Linked DNA regions of Homo sapiens: regions 1 and 2 are each linked to region 3. A link is a loop called in an ENCODE intact Hi-C map of the cell type or tissue named here. Cell type or tissue: heart right ventricle. All regions are shown on one strand. Region 1 overlaps CACNA1I (calcium voltage-gated channel subunit alpha1 I). Region 2 overlaps FAM83F (family with sequence similarity 83 member F). Region 3 holds the start of LOC124905120 (a long non-coding RNA gene).

Evidence for each region. Hi-C counts contacts between places; a loop is a spot of excess contacts. Peaks named below come from ENCODE experiments on the same cell type or tissue, not always from the same donor. Only the 100,000 strongest peaks of a DNase experiment are listed, where the experiment ranks them.
Region 1: it touches region 3 in a loop (4-fold over the local background); 4 of 110 quality-filtered maps call a loop at or near these places.
Region 2: it touches region 3 in a loop (3-fold over the local background); 2 of 110 quality-filtered maps call a loop at or near these places.

Annotation. Positions count from the first base shown.
Region 1 is chr22:39,619,983-39,627,982 of GRCh38, forward strand. All of the region lies in intron 4 of CACNA1I (calcium voltage-gated channel subunit alpha1 I), which reads left to right. Among named protein-coding and RNA genes, the nearest start is that of CACNA1I, 53 kb to the left of the region's middle. RefSeq lists enhancers at 2,994-3,093, 3,124-3,233, 6,222-6,516, 6,940-7,489, 7,490-8,000. In heart right ventricle, a CTCF peak has its summit at 3,058 (motif pointing right); a DNase peak (open chromatin) is centred at 3,079; H3K27me3 peaks cover 7,313 bases.
Region 2 is chr22:40,003,256-40,011,255 of GRCh38, forward strand. The region is part of intron 1 of FAM83F (family with sequence similarity 83 member F); the gene reads left to right. Among named protein-coding and RNA genes, the nearest start is that of FAM83F, 12 kb to the left of the region's middle. RefSeq lists enhancers at 2,088-2,589, 2,590-3,089. In heart right ventricle, no CTCF peak of the experiment used is centred here; no DNase peak of the experiment used is centred here; H3K27me3 peaks cover 3,821 bases.
Region 3 is chr22:39,555,874-39,563,873 of GRCh38, forward strand. LOC124905120 (a long non-coding RNA gene) reads right to left here and starts at 1,641. Exons shown (of 2, transcript XR_007068106.1): 1 at 1,569-1,641; 2 at 922-1,195. RefSeq lists an enhancer at 2,056-2,654. In heart right ventricle, CTCF peaks have their summits at 1,617 and 4,056 (motif pointing right); no DNase peak of the experiment used is centred here; H3K4me3 peaks cover 896 bases; H3K27me3 peaks cover 7,298 bases.

The sequences.
Region 1 (8,000 bases), 64 kb after region 3:
CCATCTACCTGTCCACCCATCCACCTGTCTATCCATCCATCCATCCATCCATCCATCCATCCATCCATCCACCCACCCACCCATCCACCCACCCACCTGTCCACCCACCCACCTGTCCATCCATCTACCTGTCCACCCATCCACCTGTCCATCCATCCACCCACCCATCCATCCACCCACCCATCCATCCATCCATCCACTCATCCATCCATTCACCCACCCGTCCATCCATCTACCTGTCCACCCATCCACCTGTCCATCCATCCATCCATCCATCCATCCATCCATCCATCCATACGTACATACATACATCTGCTCATCTTTCTAGCCATCTTTCCATTTGTCCATTCATTCATCTGTATAGTCAGCCAGACATCCACCTGTCCATCCACTCATCCACCCATCCACCTGTCCATCCATCCATCTGTCCACCCACACATCCATCCACCTGCCCACCCACCTAGTATTAAGAGAGGTTATCTTGCAACCATAAGCCCTGTAGAGTTTTCATGTCCATGACCTGTTTTGAGCCTTACAGTCATTCTGAGGGAGGTGAGCTGTTGCCATTTTACAGATGAAAAAACTAAGACTTGGAGACACGAGGTTACCTGCCCAGGGACGCACTGCCAGTGAGTAGCAAAGGCTGGAGTCAGTTAGGTCTTCTGACTCCTCACTGCTCTCTTCTAGGAATGGGGTGAAGACTGGGGAAAGAGAGGATGAGGGCCCTGCCTGCCTTCCTGGTTTTTTTTTGTTGTTGTTGTTTGTTTGTTTGTTTGTTTGTTTTTTTTGAGACACAGCCCGTAGCTCTGTTGCCCAGACTGGAGTCCAGTGGTGTGAACTTGGCTCACTGCAACTTCTGCCTCCCAGGTTCAAGCAATTCTCCTCCTGTCTCACCCTCATGAGTAGCTGGGACTACAGGCATGTGCCACCATGCCTGGCTAATTTTTGTATTTTTAGTAGGGATGAGGTTTCACCATATTGGTCAGGCTGGTCTCGAACTCCTGACCTCAGGTGATCCACCCACCTTGGCTTCCCAAAGTGCTAGGATTACAGGCATGAGCCACTGCACCTGGCTGCCTGGGGCTTTTATACGCATTTACCCACTTCCTATGGTCCAGGAACTTGACATCTGATGGCTCAACAACCTGTGGGAGGCTCAGAGAAGTTAAGTGACTCACACAAAGTCACACAGCAATTCAGCGGCAGAGCTGGAATCTGAACAGAGTTCTGTCTGTCCTCAGCCCAGTTTATTTCCTGGCTGTGTCTGACCCCTTGCTTCTCTTCCCTGCCTGAGCTTCTGTTTCCCCATCTGCCAAAGAGTACAGGTCTCCTGGCACCTGCTCCCCCTCCACAGGTAGTGCTGTCCCCATTCCTTTATTCCTAGCCCTGGGGCCTTGGGGCTCTGTCACCCACCCCACCCAGCCAACCTCTGTGGTCCATCCATCCTGAGCGCCCTGTGGGGCTGGCCTGACCCCGGGCTTGCAGAATGCATCAGTCAGTCTGGGCAGGCCTGGCGGGGCAGGAGAGGCCATGCTTCAGAATATCTGTGGAGCAAGGTGACCAGGAGGGTGGCAGAGCTTTCTGAGCCTGGAGGGTGGCCCAATCCTGCTTTGTTCTGAGAGGGACTGGCTTGGCTTGGGTAGGGCACAGAGGGGGCCTGGGGGCTGGGGTCTCAAGGTCACAATACGATAGAAAACGCTGGGGGTCCTCAGTGCTACTGTGAGGGTCTTGGGGAAGGGTTTGGGAGGCGAGGTAGGGCAAGTGAGTAGTGGGAACCAAAGCTGTGCGGGAGGGGGAGGGGGAGTTCAGCTCTACCAGCCTGGCCCCTTCCCACTGCCCTAGGGAGACCCCCTTGGGCACAGGGAGGGGACATGCGGAGAGGCCATTTTAGGGCCAGCTTCTCTCTGTCCTCATCCCCTCCAATCCCAGAGGGCTCCTTGAAGATCACCTAGTTCAAAACCATCTTTCCCACATTTAACAAATGAGGAAACTAAGGTCCAGAGAGGGTCGTGGCTAGTCCAGGGTCACACAGCAATTCAGTGTGACCAAACAGCAGTTCAGGAAGGACCAAGCCAAACCAGCACACCTTCCCCAACAGTGTGTGATTTTCTCCCATGTGCCCCACCTGACTTTACTGGGAAATGAGCCAAAAGGTGGCCTCCGTACACTCAGCACCCAGAACTCTGCCTGGCGGACAGAAGGCGCGCCAAAGACACGTGTGAAATGGACACAGCAGGTGTACTGAGCTGTGTACTGTGCCAGGACCACAGAGCTATACATGCTCCTGTGCCGGGCATGAGGAGGCAGGGAGAATGGGGCTGGGGGTCGGGAGGCCTCCGGGAGAAGGGGATGTCTGAGTTGAGACCCAGGGGAGGATGGGGATTGAGTAGGTGGAGGGGGAGGGCTGGGCGGCAGTAGCGGGGGTTCAGGGAGTGTAAAGGGCTTGGGGAGGGAGCTGCAGGAGCTGGGGGTTACAGGCTGGGTGGACCAAGGGGTGGGGCATGAGGCTGGAGAGGACAGGGCCTGGGCATGGACCATGTGCCTGAGGGCAGTGGGAGCATAGGAAGAGGTTAGCAAGTGGTTGCTTTAGAAACACCCCTGGCCAGAGTGCGGTGTGGGGGGGGCGGTGGGGGGGGCAGTGGGGGTGAGCTGGACATGGGACTGCTCCTGGAACAGGTGTGAGCGAATGGCCGGTACTGGGCAGGGGTGGGGGTGGGATGCAGAGCAGCAAGTGGGTGGGAGAGGGACTGCTGGGCCCAGTCCAGGTCCTCCTTGAGTGTCTGGTGTGGGCACCTGGGTGGGCGGGAGGGACCTCAGCTCTCAGGGGCCAGCACAGAGGGCCACGTCGCTCCTGGCTCCCACCCACAGTGCTGCTTGTTTCTGTCCTGGGGGACGGCGGGGGCTGCCCTCAGCAGGCAGCTGCCATGGGACCATGGTCACACTCCAGGCCACGGAGCCCACAGGCACCGCCACCTTCCAGAGGTGTGTGCACGTTGCAGAGGGTCGCACACAAGGGATGTTTGTACGTGATCTTGATCTGAACCTCTTGTCCGGTCTAGGGTCTGCCCAGCAGGGGGCAGCACTGTGATGGGACCGCTGAGGCTGCAGGCGGGCTTAGGGGCATGGGACGGGACACGGGCGGAGGCCTCGCTCTTGCCAGGCGGGCTTCTCTACATCTGTGTGAGGGTGTGTGTGGGTGTGAGGGTGTGTGTGGGTGTGAGGGTGTGTGTCCACCAGAGAACACGTGTGAGGACGTGTGTGCACGAGTGTGTGTGCAATGAAGGGTGTGCACAGGTGAGTATGTGCCTGTGAGGTGCGTGTGCACATGTAAGTACATGGGAGAGTGTGTGTGCATGTGACAATGTGTGCATCTGAGGATGTGTGTGCACAAGTGAGCAAATGTGAAAGCCTGCACACGTGAATGGGCACATGTAAGGGTGTGTACATGTGAGAGTGCGTGCCTATGAAAGTGTGTGTGTTGTGAGGGTGTGTGCTGTGTCTGCCTGGGAGGGTGTCTGTGTATGCCTATGAATATGTTCATGCCTGAGCATATGTGTGCTTGTGTGTGTGTGCCTGTGAGGGTGTGTGTGCCTGTGAGAGTGTTTGCTGTGATGTGTGTGTGCCTGTGAGGGTGTGTGTGCCTGTGTGTGTGTGTGCCTGTGTGTGTATGTGTGCTGCGAGGGGGTATGCCTGTGAGGGGTGTGTGGCTGTGAGGGTGTGTGTGCTGTGAGGAGGTGTGTTATGAAAGTATGCGTGCCTGTGAACATGCGTGTGTCTATGAGCCTATGTGTGCCTGTGGGGGTGTGTATGTCTGTGAAAGGGTGTGTACGTGTCAAGAGTGTGTGTGTGCCTCTGAGCGTGTGTGCGTCCATAAAGGGGTGTGCCTGTGAGGGTGTGTGTGTGTGAAGTGTGTGTGTGCGCCTGTGAGGGTGTATGTGTGACGTGTTTGTGTGTGTGCCTGTGAGGGTGTGTGTGAAAGGGTGTGTATGTGTCAAGGGTGTGTGTGCGCCTCTGAACGTGCGTGTGTCCATGAAGGGGTGTGCCTGTGAGGGTATGTGTGTGAAGTGCATGTGTGTGCCTGTGAGGGTGTGTTTGTGAGAGCGCGTGTGTGAAGAGTGTGTATGTCTCTGTGAGGGTGTGTGTATGAAGAGTGTGTGTGTAGCGAGCATGTGTGTGCCTGTGAGGGTGTGTGTGTGTGAAGAGCGTGCGTGCGCCTTGCACGTGTGTGTGGGCGCCTGTGCCTCTCCCTCCAGGTCCTCTTTGCTCCTCCTGGTTCCTCTCCTGCTGTGTGGGGAGTTCATTAAGCTGCTCCCCGGAGGTGGAGGACACTCCCGGTCCCCAGCACCAGCCTGCCCTGGCCTCTGGGAAGGCAGGGATTGACCCTGTGCCCAACATCCCCCTGCGCTCCAATTACAGAGGAGCTCCGAGCGGGCTCCGAGCCTTTCCTCAGGGTCTCCTCCTGCTAGTGGCCACCGCTGGGCAGTTGGGGGAGTGTCGGCTTCCCGCCCCTGAGCCTGATTCCGCTTCTCAGAGGACAGCCTGGTTCTCTCAGAACCAGCACTGGGGAGTTACTGGGAGCACTGGCCCTCCAGCAGCTGGTGTTCCCCTGGAAGGGCCCTGCAGATACTCACAGGCGATTCTGCGGGAGCCGCAGGCTGTTGGAGCACGTGGGGCTTAAAGTCCATTGGTCTAACCCTCATTTCGCGGGACAGACAGTTTTGTCCTCAGGTGCCAGGTCCCCTGCCCAGAGCCACCAGGGGATTAGTGACTTGAGGTGGGGAAGGGGTGGCTCAGGCTCTCAGAAGTGCTTCCTAGAGAGATTTCATAGTTGCCTGGTTTTTTTATTTTCTTTTTTTTAAAATATGATTTTCCTGCAGACATTTCTCCTACTTATGGTTTGAGCTGCTTCTGCCCTGGGACACAGTCTTTTTTTTTTTTTTTTTTGAGACAGCATCTAGCCCTGTCACCCAGGCTGGAGTGCAGTGGCATGATCTTGGCTCACTGCAACCTCCACCTCCCGGTTCAAGAGATTCTCCTGCCTCAGTCTCCCGAGTAGCTGGGATTACAGGTGCCCACCACCACGTCCAGCTAATTTTTGTATTTTTAGTAGAGACGGGGTTTCACTGTGTTGGCCAGGCTGGTCTCCAACTCCTGACCTTGTGATCCACCCGTCTCGGTCTCCCAAAGTGCTGGGATTACAAGCGTGAGCCACCGTGCCCAGCCGGGACACAGTCTTTTCAACAGTAGCCCGTAGCTTTTAGTCTCATTTCTAGAGGGCAAGCTAGAGAGCTGGTGATGGGCGCAGTCAAATGACGGGTTATTAATTGCAAAGCCATGAGGAGTGGGCTGGTTGCCTGCGGTTTAAAAATACAGCAAAGGCTGCAAAGCTCCAGCATGAACAACCAGGAAGATGCAAGTGTGGGTCAGAGAATAAAAGTTCTGGTCTTAGCTCTGCCATATGCCTGCTGTGTGACCTGAGAAGTCCCTTGGCATCTCTGGGCCTCGGTTTCCCTACTCGTACAAACAAAGCAGGAGGATAAACTGGATTAAATACGTGGCTCTCAACTTTGTCCAGGATGAGCGGGGGACATGGACATCATGGTGCTGCTTACAGAATCGTATAAAATACATGTCTCTCCACCCCACCCCTGCAGGTCCTTGTTCAGGCCACTCAGCCTCTGATGGATAAAGAGAGGAAGACAGCAGAGAGGTGGTTGGGGAGGGAGGAAGGAAGCGCCAAATTAGGAGTTGGGAGTCTGGGTTCTGGTTCCTCTCTGTGTGACCTTTCCTAAGTCACCGCCTCTCTCTGGGCCTTGGCAAGATGGGGCTGAATTATCTCTAAATGTGCCCCCGCCCCACCCCACCCCCAGCCTGTACATCTCTCAAGGCACTGCCTTGCTTCCTTAAGCATACTGCCTGAGTCATTTACATATGAAAAGTGCTGTTTTCTCCAGTAAGAAACGAGGGCAGTCACTGCCAAGGCCTGGCCAGAGAGGTGATAGTTCCCCCGACCCAGGCTGTGGCGCAGGGGCGAGGCAGACCCTGGGGAGCTCAGGGGCAGCCCTGAGCCCGAGCTCACAGTCCCTGACAATGCTGTGGGGAAGGCTGCCATCCCCTCGGCTGCACAACCAGCTGGAGGTTTGCTCTGTGCTGTCAGGCCAGGTTCTGGTCCCAGGGCCTCCACCCACTGGCTGTGGGACCCTGAGTAAGCCACGTGCCTCTCCGTGCCTCTATTTCCCCAGCTCTCAAGAGAAGTTAATAATACCCATGTCCATCTGGTTAGGAAGGCTGAAATGCCACCGTGGGTGTAGAGAGCTGCGTGCACAGCCTCGTGTGCCTACGCGATCCGCAGGTGCTGCTGCTAGATAAGGTGCTGGGAGTAGTGAGGGTGGACGTAGAGTGTCAGGGACGTCTTCTCAGGGGCTGGTTTTGGAAGACACTCATCAGCTGAGGGTTGGAGAGGGTGTGCCTGGCAGATAGATTGGCATGTGCAAAGGTGGAGTGGAGGTGTCATCCTGGGCTGGGCATCGTGTGGGTGGGCAGGGGACTGCGTGGCGGGAAAAGGAGAGGGTTGTTCACATCTTCTAGGGAGTTAATTATAATCATAAGTGGCTAAAGTTTTTTTTTTTCTTTGAGACGGAGTCTTGCTCTGTTGCCAGGCTGGAGTGCAGTGGCGTGATCTCGGCTCACTGCAACCTCCGCCTCCTGGGTTCAAGCGATTCTCCTGCCTCAGCCTCCTGAGTAGCTGGGACTACAGGCGTGTGCCACCACACCCAGCTAATTTTTGTATTTTTAGTAGAGACGGGGTTTCACCATGTTGGCCAGGATGGTCTTGATCTCTGGACCTTGAGATCCGCCTGATAAGTGGCTAAAGTTTATCAAGTGCTTGTGACAAGCTCATCACAGTGCTTTACATGGGCAGTGTCATTTCATCTTCACTACAGCTTTAGGAAGTTAGTGGCATTGTGACACCTACTTTCTAGATGGGGAAGCAGGCAGAGGGGTTGACTAGTCTGCCCAAGACCACACAGCTGGCTGGGGACAGAGCTAGGGTTTGAACCCGTGTTCACCTGACCCTACAGCTTTTCACTCTGTGTCAGTATCTCCTTTCCGTTCTTTTAGCGTGTAGGCGCCAGACACCCACTCCCGTCCCCAGTGTCTGCAGGACATCAGGAAACACCCCTGCCCACTTCCAGGGTCAAAGGAGAGAGGTCCCGTGGGCTGCAGTGACACCTCGAGGCCCTCTCTCCTTCCATCTCCCCCCTCAGCCTGGTCTGCTCCAGACCTCTGAGTGCCTTTCACTGTTGGGGTGCACAGGTCTCGTGGTGCTGATCCCCTTTCGGGCTGAAGCCACGAGGCAGGCGGGGGGCCAGGGCAGAGGAGGGAGAGCATCAGCCGCACAGTCTGCAGGATCCTGTGCAGACGCCCCTGTGGACAGCGCCCCGAACGGCACACACATCTCTGAAAGGGGGCCGGGCAGGATGGCACTGTGGTTAGTGCACAGCGGGTGCCAACCCTCACGCCCCAGGCCAAGCCCTTTCCTGCCCAGGTGCCTGCCCAACCAGGGTCATGGTCAGGCCAGCCCTGCTGAAGAGGGGCGAGGAAGGCCTCAGGATTCCTTCTTGGAAGGGCCTTGGGGGGCATTTGTTGGACAGTTCTGAGAGATGCACCTTGAAATAGTTGGCGTGGAAGTGTCGGCATTTTCGCCTGAAGCATGTGTTTACTCTCGGCTTGGGGAGAGCAGAAGGAAAGCTACTGGGCTGTCAGCCCCCACCAGGCCACACCTTGGACTTCAGGGCTGTCTGTTTTAGGCACCCACAAGGGGCTCCCACTTCATCCTGAGGGAGAAAGGCCTGACAGCCCCCATGGGGAAGGAAGAGAGGGAAGGAGGGAGAGAAATGGGGAGATGAAATGAGGGGGGCCAGTTTCCCCAGGGCTGCTCCCTTCCTGGAAGAGGTGGGGCTGGGTGGGTGGGAGAACATCTGGCCAGAGCATCTGGC
Region 2 (8,000 bases), 450 kb after region 3:
TTGTCCTCTTTATGGCCACTTTCTGGCCCCCTGGGACTTACGCCCCTCCCTGACAGGCTGAGACCTTGAAGTGAATCCTAGCCCAGCAACTGTCAGTCCCCCCATCTTCTCACCCCCAGGGATGCTGCCTCACCTTGGCTGGTGGCCAGATCTGCCTCCCTTTTCTTAGAGCGTGCAAAGCAGAGCCTATTTGGGGACAAGCTTCCAATCCAAGCTGGGGGAGGTGGGGAGGAGGGCAGAGAACAAATGAGCCCAGGGCTGCGTCCTAGCTGACCACCTGCCCCCTGCTCAGGGGGGGTGTCCTGAGCCACCCCCAAGGCTGAGTCATTCTAGCTATCCCTGCCTGCCCCCACCCCCACACACCATGCCAGGTGCCATGACCAGCCGGCCTCAGCTGGAGCTGCTGCCCTTCCCAGTTTCCTTGTTCATTCTCTGAAATCAGAGTCTGTGGACTTGCTAATGATCCCATAATCTTAGCCCTGGAAGAGAGCCTATGGCTTTTCTAATTATTAGTCTCTCTGGCCCAGGTTTCCAATAATCTGGAAACATATGCACGCCGGGGCACAGCTTGCACGCCGGTCATCATTCTGCTGGGCTCCTTGCAGTCCTGGCAAGGCATGTGGGAGGCTCCGGATAAGTGTTATTTTATTTATTTATTTATTTTTCAGCAGTGAGTCAGGAGATGGGGGTGCGGAGGTGGGACCCAGAACTCTCTACCTTTCAGTGGGCCATTGAGGACAGACTATGAGTTTCCCGAACTCACCCGCCTGGGAGGGCTCCCAGATGGCCTGGAGATTCCTTGCATTTGCTCATTCACTCACCATGTTTCACTGAGACCCAACTATGTGCCAGGAACCAGAAATTTACAGAGGAGTACGGTGAGAATTCTGCCTTAAGTCTAATGGGGGGTGACAAAAAGAAACTAAATTTCAGCACAGTGGTAGGGGTGGGGATATTGATAGCTATTACTTATTGGGCATATAAGTGCTAGGCAAATGCCAGCCCTTTTAGAATTTTATTTTATTTTATTTTATTTTATTTTATTTTATTTTATTTTATTTTCTGAGAGGGAGTCTTGCTCTGTCACCCAGGCTGGAGTGCAGTGACTCTTATCTCGGCTCACTGCAACCTCTGCCTACTGGGTTCAAGCGATTCTTCCGCCTCAGCCTCCCAAGTAGCTGGGACTACAGGCGTGTGCCACCACACCTGGCTAATTTTTGTATTTTTAGTAGAGACGTGGTTTCACCATGTTGCCCAGGCTGGCCTTGAACTCCTGACTTCAGGTGATCCACCCGTCTCAGCCTCCCAAAGTGCTGGGATTACAGGTGTGAGCCACCGCACCCAGCTAATTTTTTATTTTTAGTAGAGATGGGGTTTCACCGTGTTGGCCAGGCTGGTCTCAAAACTCCTGACCTCAAGTGATCCACCCTCTTCGACCTTCTAAAGTGCTGGGATTACAGGCGTGAGCCACCGCGCCTAGCCTATTCCATTTAATTTTTTTACAACAATCTAGCAGCTTTTCATTTTACGGATGAGGAAACTGAGGTTCAGAGAGGATAAGGTCACACCACCAGTAAATAGGATGCTAGATGGGAACTGAGATGTGTCGATTCTCAGGCTTGTGCACCTGTACTGAGCTCCAGGTGAACAGCAGCTTCCTGGGAATTGATGGCTGAATCAGCCAGTTGTGGAAAGGCAGGGCAGGCTGTGTACAAAACTGGAGGCCCAGGACACGTGGACTCACACTGTTTCCATCACTTGAATGCCCTCCTGATCACTTTCAATCATATCCCTCCCTGCACTCTCAACTTGCCTCCGTAGGGAAGCCCTCCCAGGTAACATCATCTGGCAATAGCCACAGAGTTATCCTTGCTGCGTCTCAGCACCTCCCAGGCAAACTGCCAACTCCATTTGTCTTACCCTGATAGATCAATCAAGAAATACCTCGACAGATATTTCTTGAGCCCTGCCTCGCTCTGTCCATGTACTTGAGAGCTCAAGGCTAGTAACACCAACCAGCAGATGATCCTAAAAATCGCTTGTGTATCTTCTTTGGATTTTTTTTAGCCACTGATTTATCTTTCTAATTATGTTTGGCTTTAAGCTAATGTTAAAATGAGCTTGCATTAGATAATTTTCACTAATTAACACCAACTTAGTGCCGGGAAAGTCATCCCAGAAGCTTGCCGTGGGGCAGGGAAAAGCTGGCCTAGGATCTTACAAAGAATTGCTCTGCCTACTCCCTGGCAGGTCACAACACGTGGCTGTTCACAGCTGAATTAGCTGGCCTTGCTCACATGGGTGCCATCTGTCTTCCTCCTCTGGAGAGCCAGCCTGGGTCTCCTTTGTACATACACCCTCCTTCATTCAACCTTGTCGAGAGTGATGGCCTCACTGGATCAGCTCGACAGGGAGTGAGCCCCAGGGGTTGCAGCAGGGAGACCTGACCTGCAGGGTCGGAATCAGAGCCCCACACTGAGGTAGAGGGCTCTGGGAGAGGAAGCGGCCTGGCTGGGTGGAATTGGGCTCTGCTGCTGCCAGTGTAGGGAGGGAGCCCAGTGTTTTATGATGTCTAATTAGTGAGTCCAAGACAATGGAACGCGGCCACAGATAGCTGGGAAGCCCCAGCGGACGAAGCACAGATGCTCTGCTGCTGGGGTGGGGGCAGCCTCGCCTCCAAGTGGGGAACAAGACCCTGTTGTAGCCGGGCGCGGTGGCTCACGCCTGTAATGCCAGCACTGTGGGAGGCCGAGGCGGGCAGATCATTTGAGGTCAGGAGTTTGAAACCAGCCTGGCCAACATGGCGAAGCCCCGTCTCTACTGAAAATATAAAAATTACTCAGGTGTGGTGGCATACTCCTGTAATCCCAGCTACTCGGGAGGCTGGGGCAGGAAAATTGCTTGAGCCCGGGAGGCAGAGGTTGTAGTAAGCAGAGATTGCACCATTGCACTCCAGCCTGGGCAACAGAGTGAGATGCCATCTCAAAAAAAAAAAAAAAGATGCTATTGCAGCTCTGGATTTGGCTCTGCCCTCTTGATGGACCAGGACTCAGGCCCAAGCCACATCTCAGCTCCCCAAGGGAAGCCACCTATGTGGAGGCATTCTGTTTAGATCGATGGCAGGGCTCTGTCCCCCACCCCTCCTGGATAGATGGGGAGACACCCTCATGTGCCTAGACAGACACAGCACTGGGCAGACATGTGTCCTAGGGAAGGCACACACTACACTGGGGACTGAGGACAGAGGACAATCCTGGGACAGCCCTGGGAAGAGTGAAACAAGGACCTCAACAAAGAGCATTCCCATCACTACAGGCTTAGAGAGTGACTGTGTGAGTTAAGGCACAAGCCGGGGCCTGCTGGGTGAGTTTGGAGAACATCAAATAATCTTGTGGGGTATGAGCTGATTATCTGGGGGAAAGTGGATAAATGCCTCTTTGGGTTGGACGCACATGAAGGGTCTGCAGCCAAGCTGAGGGCCTTGGACTTGGCTGTAGGCAGAGTCCGGAGCCGCTGAGTGGGCAGGGAAACGGGGAAACAGGGCACTTGGGTTGTGTTACGGGGTCCGTCTGCCAAGAGGGGAACAGTCAGGGCAGCGTGAACTAGCATTGCTGCACGGTGACCCTGAGCACCTCCTGTGTGTCAGGCCCTGTCCCAGAGGAAGGGCAGAGCTCAGCCAGCTGGGGCAGGCACCAGGCAAGATTTTATCTAGGCTTGATCACATTTCTTTTCATCTTCATAGAACCATGAAGTAGCCTCATTTTACAGGTGGAATTCAGAGGGCTTAAGTAACTTGCACAAGGCCTCACAGCCTGCGTGGAATCTGTGGCACTTTCCCCACTGCAGTACACTTCCGTACTGTTGGATCGATGTGAATCTAGAGACCAGGGATGGAGGAAGTTAAAGGGGTGCTCTGTGGGGGTCTTGCAGCAGGAGCCCCTCCTGCGGGCAGCTGTGCAGCCTCCTCTCCTCTCCTCCCCTCCCCTCCTCCTCTCCTCCTCCTTTCCTCCTCCTCTCTTCCTCCTTTCCTCCTCTCCTCCTCCTCTTGTCCTCTCCTCTCCTCCCCTGTCCTCTCCTTCTCTCTTCTTCCTTTCCTCCTCCTCTCCTCTCCTCTTCCTCTCCTCCTCCTCTCCTCTTCCTCTCCTCCTCCTCTTCCTCCTGTCCTCCTCCTCTCCTCTCCTCCTCTCCTCTCCTCCTCCTCTCCTCTCCTCCTCTCCTCTCCTCCTCCTCTCCTCTCCTCTTCCTCTCCTCCTCCTGTCCTCCTCCTCTCCTCTCCTCCTCTCCTCCTCCTCTCCTCCTCCTCTCCTCTCCTCCTCCTCTCCTCTCCTCCTCCTCTCTTCTCCTCCTCCTCTCTTCTCCTCTCTTCCTCCTCTCCTCTCCTCTCCTCTTCTCTCCTCCTCGTTTCCTCTCCTCTCCTCCTCATTTCCTCTCCTCTCCTCCTCATTTCCTCTCCTCTCTTCCTCCTGTCCTCCTCCTCTCCTCCTCTCTCCCCAGGGTATGTACATGGGGAACTTAAGAGAAAGTTTGTTGTTTAGTGGTTCCCACTCTACTGGCATAAACATTGGTGATAATTCAGATGGGGTCTGTTGCAGTCTTGGTGACAGTCTTTGCAGTGTACCCAGAGTACTTAACGACACCCTCTCCTGGATGCATCGTCTCCACAGAGCACCTTTCTGTGCTCTGGTGGCAGCTGTGCCAGTTAGAAGTTGCACTGGTTCCCCGCAGCCTGCCTTGAGATACTTTACTCTGGCAGCGGTTTTCTTAGCCGTGCATTGCGACATTCAGCATATGGGTGTAGACACCCGGTATGGCTGGGTGAACGGTTCATCTTGTGGGTTCTTCCTTAATTGGGCTGCCCTTCCCCTCTATTAGTTCAAGTTTTGACCTTTCTGGAAGTGTCGTGTTCCCTGAGCTTTAATCAGCACCGTTGGCAGGGCCTGCTGGGCACGGCATTGAGCAGAGGAACGACATCCCCACCTTGATGTCTGTGCCGCGGGAGGCGCGGGCTGCCTGGCTCCTCGGGAGCTCAGCGGGCCCCCCATGGGCTGTCTCCTTCTTTCTCGCCCCCTCTCCTGAAGTGGTGGCCCCTTTGTTCTGGGCTCCATCACTGAGGAGAGAAGAGGGCACCTGCATTTACCCATCGCTCACAGCAGGACAAGTACCGCGCTGTTGCAGCATCTCATTTAAAGCTCAGAACAGCCCTGTAAAGGCATCACCTCCCCACTCTAAAATGAGGTAACTGAGACCCAGTAGATGACTCACTCCAAGCCAAACAACCAGTGTGACTTTCTGCTTCCAGACCATATATTATCCTGCACGCAGCAGCCTTCACTCAAAGTGGGACGTCCCCCTCGTGCATTCAAGTGACCTGAGTGGGGGTGGAAGACGGAGGCTGCTGTTAAAATGCATTTTCTTGGGCCTTTGCTGAATTCGAGTCTTTGAGGATGGGGCCCTAGAATCTGCATCTTCAATACGCATACCCACATCCCTGCTCCCAGGTGATTCTTTACACACTGAAGTTTGACAACCTGCCCCATAGACCTTGATCCTCTCTTTGGGGAGATCAGAAAAGGAGATTCCACAGCTGGAGATGTGTGAGTCAGAGGCTGCAGGCAGACCCAGCTCTACCCTCTGTGGGAAAGGGAAGAATTGCCCTCTGGTCCCAGATAGACTAACTCCCCTGGGCTGCCACACAGACGGCCATTCTGGGAGACAGCAGTTTGACCTGTTTGCTCAGCTGCTGTCCTTTCCACCCTGAGAGACTTAGGGCTTCAGATGTGGGGAGTTCCCCCCATTTGCCTTATAACGATCCCTCATAACTGCACAGCGTTTTTGTGGGATTTCGTGGGCATGATCTCATCCGAGCCTTCCAACAGCCCTTGGGAGGCAGGCAGGGCAGGTGTGGGAGGCGACTCGGCCCCAGGCGCACATGGGTAGGTAATCAGTGGGAAAGTGTCCCTAGCTGCTTCCCTTCCTTCCCCAGGATAAGTGACTGTCACCAAAAGGCCCCCCCGAGATCAGCAAGCTTGGCCTGTGGCCTTTTGCTTTTTCACACCCACAGAAGGGGTGAAGCTGGGGCTCTTTGCAGGCAACAGCAGCCGCACCCGCCCGAGTCCTGAGCTCCACGTCAGCAGGGCAAGGGGACGGATGGTGTTGTCTTTCTCTGGCCATGCATCTCAGTTTGCATCCTGCTGTGCAGGATGAATTGGAGGGCAGAGGTGAGTAGGAGAGAGCAGTTAGGAAGCTCATCAAAGCATGGTAGGAAAGGAGGAGAGTCCGAGCTGGGGCGGTACCAGTGGGGACAGAAAGGATTAACCCTGAGAAGGTGCCCGGGGTGGGGCCTGCTGGATTCAGTGACTGATGGGATTTGGTCGGTGGGGAGGAGGAGGAGGCCTGGGCTTCTGGCCAGAGTGACTAGGAGGATGTTGATCTGGGGAGTGCCTGTGTGGCTGAGGGACACGTCCAAGCTGCAGTCGGCTCTGTGGTTGTGGACACCTGGCAGAGCCATGCCTTCTCTAGTCTGGGTCATCCAAACACACGTGGGGTGCAGGGGCCAGGTGGAGCCCTCTTGTCGTTTTTGTTATCTAACGGTAATTACGGAGTCCAGAAAGAGAATTGGAAATGCCGGCAGTTTAATTAAAGCTGAATGGCAGGAGAGGGGCATTTGGAGGCTCCCTCCCTGCCTTCACTCCCCGTCCTGCCGCCCAGGCAGGATGTCAGATGAGGAGACGTTGAGCTCATCAAACACCCAATGAGAAGTCTTACAACATCAGAAGCTGTCTGCCAATGCGCCTGCGACAGCTTATAGAAACTGCTGCCGCCTCGAATCAACCTCTCTCCCCAGGCATTGCACGTCAGTAGGTAACCAGGTAAAGGACGCCGGGGGTGGGCAGCCAGCTGGAGGGGGCGTGATTTCCTCCCCCAACAAAATCGGCTTCCCTGGGTTCTGAGCCCATGATATCATGTTTTTAAACCCGATTTTCCATCTACACTGGGAGCTTTGAAGTTCGCTCGGTGTGGGGAATCACGTGCTCAGTGAAAGACCCAAGCGGAGAGACTGGGGAGCTGGTTCCCCTGGGCCTGACACTGCGGAGCTGAATGTCAAAGCAGGGCCCTCAGAGACCAAAGCGGAGGGTAATTATCACTTCTCCACAACTAGATTGCAGGAGTCAGCCAGCAATTGATTTTTTTTTCTACTTCAGATATTTCATTGTTTAATTGGTAGTGACACAGATGGCTGGCTCGCATCAGGGCGTCACAGTCCGACTCGCGAAAGCCAGGCTGTGGGGACTGCTGCCTCTCCTGACATCCTTAGGCAGGTGGGGCTAGGACAGGCCAGCTTCCCTGCTTAATTTTTCAACCACAAAGCAAAAGTAAGCTTGTGAACCTGAGACATGCTTCTGCAAACCGGTCAAGCTGTCCTCAGCGACATGAGTCCACTCTAAACTGGACACCTTGGAGTGTTCAGAAATGAGAGGACAGTGAACTCTTGCCTAGACAGCTCGTGGGAGATAAACTATCAGCACTAGGAGATGGCGATCAAGTATCAGAGCCCTGGAAACTGCATTGCTGGTGGAATGAAGCCAGAACTCTGTACATTGTGTTCAAACCCTCCGTATCCAGCCCGTGTACCTTCACCCTTATACCTACCCCATACCTGCCCTGAACTGTGCCAGCCCAGCTGGAGGACTCGAAGGTGGTTTTGGTTTGGTTGGTTGGCTATTTTGGACCCCAGGTGCAAAGAGCTGATTGTGCACTTTAGTTCACGGCACAATGCCACCAGAGAGCCTTGAAAGGCCTCATACTTTACCTTTCTCCTTCCCTCCCACTCCTTTCTCCTTCCACAGGCAGCCACCCTTATGTGTTCAGCATATGTCCTCAGACATCTTTGTATCCTTGAAAAGTATGCAGTGTTATGTTATGCAGTGTGCTTTTTTGTTTTGTTTTGTTTTTTGAGATGGAGTCTTGCTCTGTTGCCCAGGCTGGAGTGCAGTGGCATG
Region 3 (8,000 bases):
CGGCTTTCTAGCTGTGCATTCAGCTGCTCGGGGCATGGAGTGCCTGCCATGCTACCTTGTTCCTGCCTCCATGCCTTCTCCCTCCTTGATGCCATTTCTCTACCCACCTTCTCTCTTCTTATCTCGATCCTGTACAAGCTTTCAAGGCTCAGTTCAAGTCTCTCGCCTTTGATGAGGCTTCCCTGAAGACTCCTGATCTGAAGCCCACTCTGATCTGATGTAAATCCGTCCCACCTGCAGGGCTGTCTGGCTTGCTGAATTCACACCTGTAAGACACCTCTCAGCCCGTGTGTGCTTAGACGACCTTGCCTTGGAGTCTGGAGACAAAGGCTTGTTTTGTCTCCTTAGACTAAAAGCTAGAAAGGGATGAATATTTGTTGGACACCTATTATGTGTTAGACACTGTGCTAAGCCCTTTAAAGATGGTTTGCATCCTGCAAAGTGTGAAACCTTATCGCCATTTCACAGATGAGGCACCTGAGACTCAGAGATGTTAACGGGCTTTGCTTCCCATCCTCAGTCAGGAAGCAGCAGAGCTGGGATCAAACCTGAGTGTACCTTTCTCTAAAGCTGTGACTATCTGCCAGCATCGGAGGGGTGGGGGGGCTCAGGGCAGCCCTCAGCAACCCCCTGGTGCCCCTCACCACACATTCTCCAAAGAGGTGGAGAGGGTTACGCTGGGCAGCCCAGTGTGACAACATCTGGGCAGGGGTTGGGAGCACTGGACTCGTACTGGGGGCTGCTGCTTCCCAGCGGAGTAACCTTGACCAGGCAGCTCATCTCTGGCCTCAGTTTCTTCATCGGTAAAATGGGGGCAAAAGGGTGGAACTCCAGGCAGTTTAAAGAAGTGCCTAGCACACAGCAGGTGTTCACTAAATGCTTCCTGAGTTGTGAGGCAGTGAGTAGACCATTTGGCCTGCATTGGGGAGAGTCTTGGTGCTTTTAATTTGTTTGGCTGGATGCAAATGAACAAATAAAAGGGGGTTATAACCTTGAACACTCCCTCTCCCCAATCCACAGCCCTTGGGTGAGAGAGGAAGGGAGACAGGCCTCAGGAGCGTGGGATTGGGGGAACTGGTGTGACAGGGTCCTGGAAAGTGGTGAGAATGAAGCCTTTGCAGCCGGATAGAGGCATCTGTTTCACCTGGGGGCCCTCTGAGAAGCCTTCCTGGAGGAGGTGGCCTTTCAGCCAAGCCTAGAGGGTGGGAAGAAGCAGGGTTGTGAATGAGAAGTGTGGAGGCAGCCTGGGCGGTTGAGCGACCTTTAGAGCTGGGTTCTAGCTCAGCTCTACCGTTTAAGAGCTGGGGTCTTAGGTGGGTGACCCCTCACCGGGGCAGTGGGGTGAACACCCCCGATCTGGATCTCAGAGAGGAGACAGGGTGGAACGTGGCAGAGCAGGCACCTGGGACCCGGGGGTGGTCAGTAATGCCCCCCACCCACCTCTTTTTACTCATGACGCAGCCCCCATGCTGAGGGGTCAGGACCCCACCCCAGGCAAGAACCTGGATTTTAAGGAGCTGGCCGCGGGCTGGGGGCTTCCTACCCTCTGGGAAGGGGTGGGAGCTCACCAGCCGCCGCCGTCAGTCTGTCTGTCGCCTCCACGCCTCCCCCCTCCAGCGTCCCGCGCCTGCAGCTTTCCCCGAAGACATTTGGTGTCAGTATAAGGACGGCTTTTCCTCGCACGCAGCGCGGCTCGGTCTCGCCGCCGCCGCACGTCCCCGCACCGCCAGGCGCTCGGGCTCCTCCGCAGCCCCCGCCGCGCGCAGACCCCGCGCTTCGAGCCCTGAGCCGGAGGCGCGAGCAGAGCCGAGGCAGGCGAGAGACCGGCCTCAGCCCCGCGCTCCCCGCCGCGCTGGTCTCTCCCGGGCACTTGCCCCGCTGCTCGGTCCCCGCAGCACCCGCGCCCCCGCCCCGGCCCGGAGCGCCGCGCTCCCGCCCGCCGCCCGCCCAGAGCCTCGCCGTCCCTCCAGCCCGCCGCCTCCTCCTCCTCCCGCCATGGCCCGGGCCCCCGGGCCCGCCGCCCCCCGCCCGCCGCCCCCCGCGCCCCGGGGGCTCAGCTGATCCTGAATTGGCGGGGGGTCGGCTGGCGGGGCTGGGGGTCCCTCTCGATCGCCGGCTTCGGGTGGGGACGCGTTGTCCCCGCGTCTCTAACCTGGACGACCCCCCGCGGCCGGGCCACGTCCATGCCAAGGTAGGTGGGGGCTGGGTGGGTGGGGGGAAGGAAGGGAGGGCTTCGCTTCGATGCCAGTTTCTTGGCGCGTTGGCTTCTCTCTTCACTGGGGCATTTATTTATTTATTTCTGGGGATCGATCCTCCCCACCCGCGCGTACCCGTCAGGTGAGCCCCCCATCCCGCGCCTTCGGGGCCATGCCTTGGGAGGAAGGACAGGAAACTTTGACCGGTCCTCTCTCCAAGGCCACGAAAGTTCTCTCGGTGCCAATACTGAAGCCAGCTGAGCCAGCGCTGCAGAAATTTATTCAACAAGTCAGGCTGCCGGCCGGGGCCCGGGTTGTCCGCGCGTCCGGCCGCCCCTCCGCGGCTGCGGCTCTGCGGGCAGCTGGGCCAGAGCTGGTGCCCGTGTCCGGCGGGCTGAGCTGGGAGCGCTGGCCTGGGAGCGCGGCAGCGGGGGCCACTGGATGGGGGAATCCCGGGCAGGGTTTAACTTTCCCGGAGGCGGGGGTGGCGGAGACCCCCCCTTTGGCTGGCACCCCAGCGGGGCGGAGGCCTCGCTGCATGAAGCCAGGCCAGGGTCGGAGCCGGGGCTGTAGGGGTGAAAGGGACCCTCGGCCGGCTGGAGGTGTTATGTAATGAGTGCTTATGATGATTGGGTGCTAATTGCCTACTGGGTGGTGTTGTGGGGGAGCTGTGGGGGACTACGGGGCTTGGCAGTGGTGGGGAGGCCTCTTTTGGGGGAAGTCATGGTGCCTGGGGGAGGGGGCTGTGGTGGGGCCCAGGCTGAGGCCTCAGTCAGCCCCTCTGCTAGTGTCTTTCTGCCTTGTCAGGGCCCTGGGGGCTCCTGACCTGAGGATGAGATTGGGGTCTGAGAAGACCTCTGAGCTATATTCTTGTCCTGAGGGTCTGTATCCTGGGTCCAGGTGTGTGTGTGTGTGTGTGTGTGTGTGTGTGTGAGAGAGACAGAGAGAGAGAATGAGCGAGCGCTGGAGTGGGCCTGCGTGTCTGGCGTGTGTGGTGTGCCGGGGTCTGATCACCATGCGAGGAGAGTCCTCGCTGGAGCACTCAGATTGGCCCAGGCAGTGGCCAGTTCGTCCTCTGTCTCTCACTGCCTGGAGGATTCGCCCCGCAGACGCTGGCACCACCTCGGGGCTAGGACGCTGTGTGAACAGGGGTGTGGATCTGTGGCCCAGCCCCAGGGGAAGGGTTTGGCCCATGGTGTGGGCCTACCTCCCTGCACCCCGTCCTCAGACCCTGCTGGCACCTGGTCACCTCTTGAATCTGTGGCTCCTCTTAGCCCTAAGGACTCGCTTCCGGAACTCTTGTCCACTCTTCAGGACAAACTTTCTGTTCAGGCTTCAGGATCCAGGGCTGGGCTGGGGACTGAGCTGGGGTCTAGAGACCTCCCTGTTACCTTCCCACCTCCGCCGTCAACGCAGAGACAGAGGGAGGGGACACCAGTGGGTGATAGGTCAGGACAGGACAGGGTGACACTGAGCAGAGACCAGGTCTGGGGCCTCAGCAGGGGGAGGAAGAGGAAAAGAAAGAATGTGCCTGGAGGCTGTTGAGCTGGCCTGGCACCAAACCCATGAATCTGCCCACAACCCCAGAGGGCCTGGTCACCACACCGTGCCCTCCACGCTCTCTTCCTAGCTGTGCAGAGCTGCTGTGCCTGCCCCACAATGGGAGGCTTGGGGAAGGGGCTGCTGGCCTGGCTGGAGGCCCCTTCCCCTTCCTTTGACCAAAGTTCTCTGCCCGCTTCTTCCGCATTCCTTCCTCCTCACCCTGCATGCCCCTCCCCTCCCCTTGCCCCCATTCCAAGACCTCCTGAGAAAGCTGGGGCTGAGAGGGCATCTTCCAGGCCCACCAGGGGGCGCCAGGCTGTCCGCAGGTCCCTGCGGCCTCCCCTTGACCTTGAGTGGTCAGGTAGGGGTGGAGGGTGCCGTGAGAACCCCATCCTCTCTCACCCTCTCTCTGCTCCAGACATCTTCCTGAGTCCATAGCCAAGCTGGGAGCAGTTTTGGGGACTGCAGCCTCTCTGTGGTTCTGGACCCAGTTCCCCGCCCTGAGCCCACAGGGGTCACCACCTCCAACTCCCCTCCCCCAGTCTCCTTCATCATGGCCCCCTTTGTGGCCCTCTCTGCCACCTTCACCCCACACCCCAAGTGTGGCTGCTCTGGGCCTCAGCCCCAAGGAAGGGGCTCTCAGGCCAGTCAGTTTCTGGGCACCACTCTGTCCCTCCCCCACGCTGGCAGGGCTCCCGCCACCCCGCAGTTCCTAGCGCTTTCCAAGGTAGCCAAACAGGCTCCTATGTGGCTCCTTGATCCGTGGCTGTCTCCACTTTGGCAGCTGCCTTCTTCTCTTGATTCCTCAGCCCCCCAGCTCCTGGTGTCAAAAACTGTCTGGAAAGAGGGGATGCTGGGCTGGGCATGGGGGTCTAGAGAGACCCCTCTGGGCTGCAGGGAGAGCAGGGCGCTCTCCCCTCCATCCCTTCTCCTCTGCAGCCAGCTCTTCCCCTGCTGCTGCTCCTCTTCCTCGCCTGTCCTCCTGTCCCCACTTCTCCTTTCCAACCCCTTCCCTACCTCCTGTTCTTTGCCGCAGAATGTTTTCTTCCCATATGTTCCTAGGACATGCCCCAGCCTTAATGCCCTCAGTCTACTCTTGTGCCCCTGGCATCCCAGGTCTGGCCTGGGGGCTCAAAGAGCCCAGGGTGCTGTGTGCCCTGCACACTGTGGGTGTATGGTCTGTGGATCTCTGGGAGTGTGAGTGTGCAGGTCTGTGGGTCTGTGGGTCCAGGCATCTGTGGATCTGTGGGTGTGTCTGTGAATCTGTGGATGGTGGATCCATGGGTCCGTGGATCTGTGGATCCTGATATCCAGGAAGATGTGGGTTGAGTCTGTCCCCCACCATGGCTGCCAGTCTACAGAGGGAAGAAAACAAATTGGATTTTCCGATTTCCTTTTCTCTCTTTCTCTCTAATATTTATTCTTCATGTACTGTGTTCTAAGGCCTGTTCTGGTCACTGGGGGACACAGCAGTGAACGGAAGGGAACAGACAAAACCTGCCCTTTTGGAGCTGCTGTGCCTGTGAGAGGATCTGGCCTCCCCTGCCAGGTGCTTTGTGGGGACATGGCCACGAGTCCTGGTTTCCACTCGTGCTCTCAGATTGGAGAACCCAGACCGTATTGATAGATGAGGGGTGCAGATCACAGAGGATTTAGCATGGCATATTTGGACACCTTTGCAAAACAGCTGGGTGCTTTTGGGGCTCCTTGAGCAGGAGAGGACGAGAAGGACGTGGTATCTTGAGGGTGGAGGTTCTGTGGAGGCTGTGGGCTCTTCAGGGCCAGGTTCAATGCAGACCTGGCCCTGCCTCCCAGAACTTTTCCCTTCATCTCTGAGGTCTGCCTCTGCCCACTGCCCCCTTCTCCTGGACTCTGGCCAGAGAGGTCTGGCTAATGGTGCATGTAGAGAGGAGCATTAGGGTCTTGCTGCCTGCCCTACCCTGTTGAGCAGCGGGGGCTGCATCCAGCCCTCTGTTGTTCTAGGGTCTTAGGCCCCTTTTGGGAGGGGCCTAAGCTCTGTCCCAGCTGGGGTAGAGGTGAGCAAGTCCACAACCATGGCAAGAGGATCAGGTGACCTAGCATCAACAGAAGCATCCGCTTCTTATAAAACTGGGATAATACCTTTCACCTGAAAGGATTTTTGTGCGGCTCAGACATGTTTCTGCAGCACCTAGCATGGGGCCTCGTACAATGAAGCTGTCTTTTCTTTCATGAAGTTGCTTTCCAAATGTTTTTCCCCATTTTCTATCTGGTTTTCAAGGCAGAAAAGGCATCGTCTTCTGCATTTTATACAAAAGGAAATGAAGCTTGGGGAGACCATGTGATGTGGGGAGGGCAGAGCTGGTCCTTGAGTCCTGGGACTCCTGATCCAGTGCTCTTCCTGCTGGCCACCCCTCCCTCCCATCAGGGGCCATGTTCACCCTGATTTGCTCGCTGAAGTAAGACCCAAGGCCCTAATTACTGCAGAGTGAGTAAAAACTGATCAGCAGAAGCGCCTGCTGGGAGATGTTCAAACACACTGATGGTGGTTCCGACACAGCCTCGCTTGCTGCACTTGTCATAAGACCGAGAGCCGGCTGAAAACAAACAAATGGCAATGCCTGGTGACAGACACGTGGGCAGGTGCAGGGGTGGGGGGGCTGGTAGGCTGCAACCTCTTGTCCACAGTCTGGCCTGGACAACCCTTATCTGGTGACCTGGAGCTGGACTGCTCAGATCCAAACCCCAGCTCTTTTACTAAGTAGCTTTTGACCTTGGGAAGATCCTTTAACCTTCCAGTGCCTCGGTTTCCTCACCTATAAGGTGGACAGAGCAAAAGCACTTCTCAAAAGCTTACTCTGTGCCTGGCATATAGTAAGTATTCACAGATAATGTTGGCTTTGATTCTTGTTGGCCATCACGGGAGGGGTTGCTGACCGAGAACCCACTCAATAGGCTGCGGAGCTGGGAGGGCTAGCTGTTCATTTTTGTGACAGGTCTGAGGTGAATGACTACAAGATGTGGGCAGGCCCAGCTGACCAGACCAGAGCAAGTTTTGTGACGGGTCATGCAATTGGGGGCACCGCACTTCAGCCTTTCCTCTTTAGGCTGAGGATCTCTGGCTTGGCTCAGCTTCTCTGAAGAAGATCTGAGGGGATCAGTGGACCACATGCCCCACAGGTGCTGCAGTAGGACTGGGTTGCCAGCTGGGCCCTGATGCTCCCAGTCCGCATCAAGAAAGGCCAGAATCAGGCAGGTAACCTGTCTGTTGTGCTCTGGGTGGCTTGGTGCATATCCAGTCCTGCCCATGCAGAGGAAAGGGCACAGACTTGAGTGTGACTGCGGAGGGGGTCCCAGGGAGGCATATGATGTGGAAATTGTCACCCAAGGAATGGTTGAGGGAGCTGGTGACAAGAGGCCTGGGGCAGATGAGGCTCAGGGGTGGGCGGGCTGTCGTCATGCATCTGCAGGGCTGTCATGCGGAAGAGGGAGCAGATAGAGGGTTCCAGGGGCTCTGGGACGCCGGCTGGAAGATTCTGGAAGGCAGGCTTCCTGCAGTCTCACAAAGGCTTTTCTGTAGATCACCAGATGCAGGCTCTGCATTGGTTTGTATGTGTGAGTGGCTGTTGTGTCTATGTGTGTGCGACTATGTGTATGCGTCTGTGTATTCTGTGTGTGCATATGTGTCAGTGTGAGTGTATGTGATCTGTGTGATTGTGTGCATATCTATGTGTCTGGGTAAGTGTGTGATTGTGTGTATGTGTGTCTGTGTGAGTTATGTGTGTGCCTGTAAATGGGTGTTTTGTGTGTTTATGTGTGTGTGTAATTGCGTGTATGTATGCCTGTGAGTATATGTCTTTGTGATTGTATGTTATGTGTGTGTGATTGTGTGTGTCTGTGTATTCTTTGTGTGCATGCATGTCTGTGTGTGTCAGTGTGAGTGTATGTTATGTGAGTGTATTTGTGTGATTACATATGTATGTGTCTGTGATTGTGTATGTATGTGTCTGTGAGTGTGTGAGTGTGTATGTGTGTATGTCTGTGTGAGTGTGTGTATGGGAGTGTGTGCGTCTGCATGAGTGGGTGCTGGTGTATCTATGTACCGTGTGTGGTTGTGTGTCTGTGTGCGTGTTATGTGTGTATGTCTGTGTGTGATTGTGTGTCTGTGTGTGTTTCTGTGTGAATGGGTACTGGTGTATCTATGTGCCATGTGTGGTTGTGTGTCTATGTGAATGTGTGTTGTGTGCTAATGTGTGTGTGATTGTGTGTCTGTGTGTGTCTGTG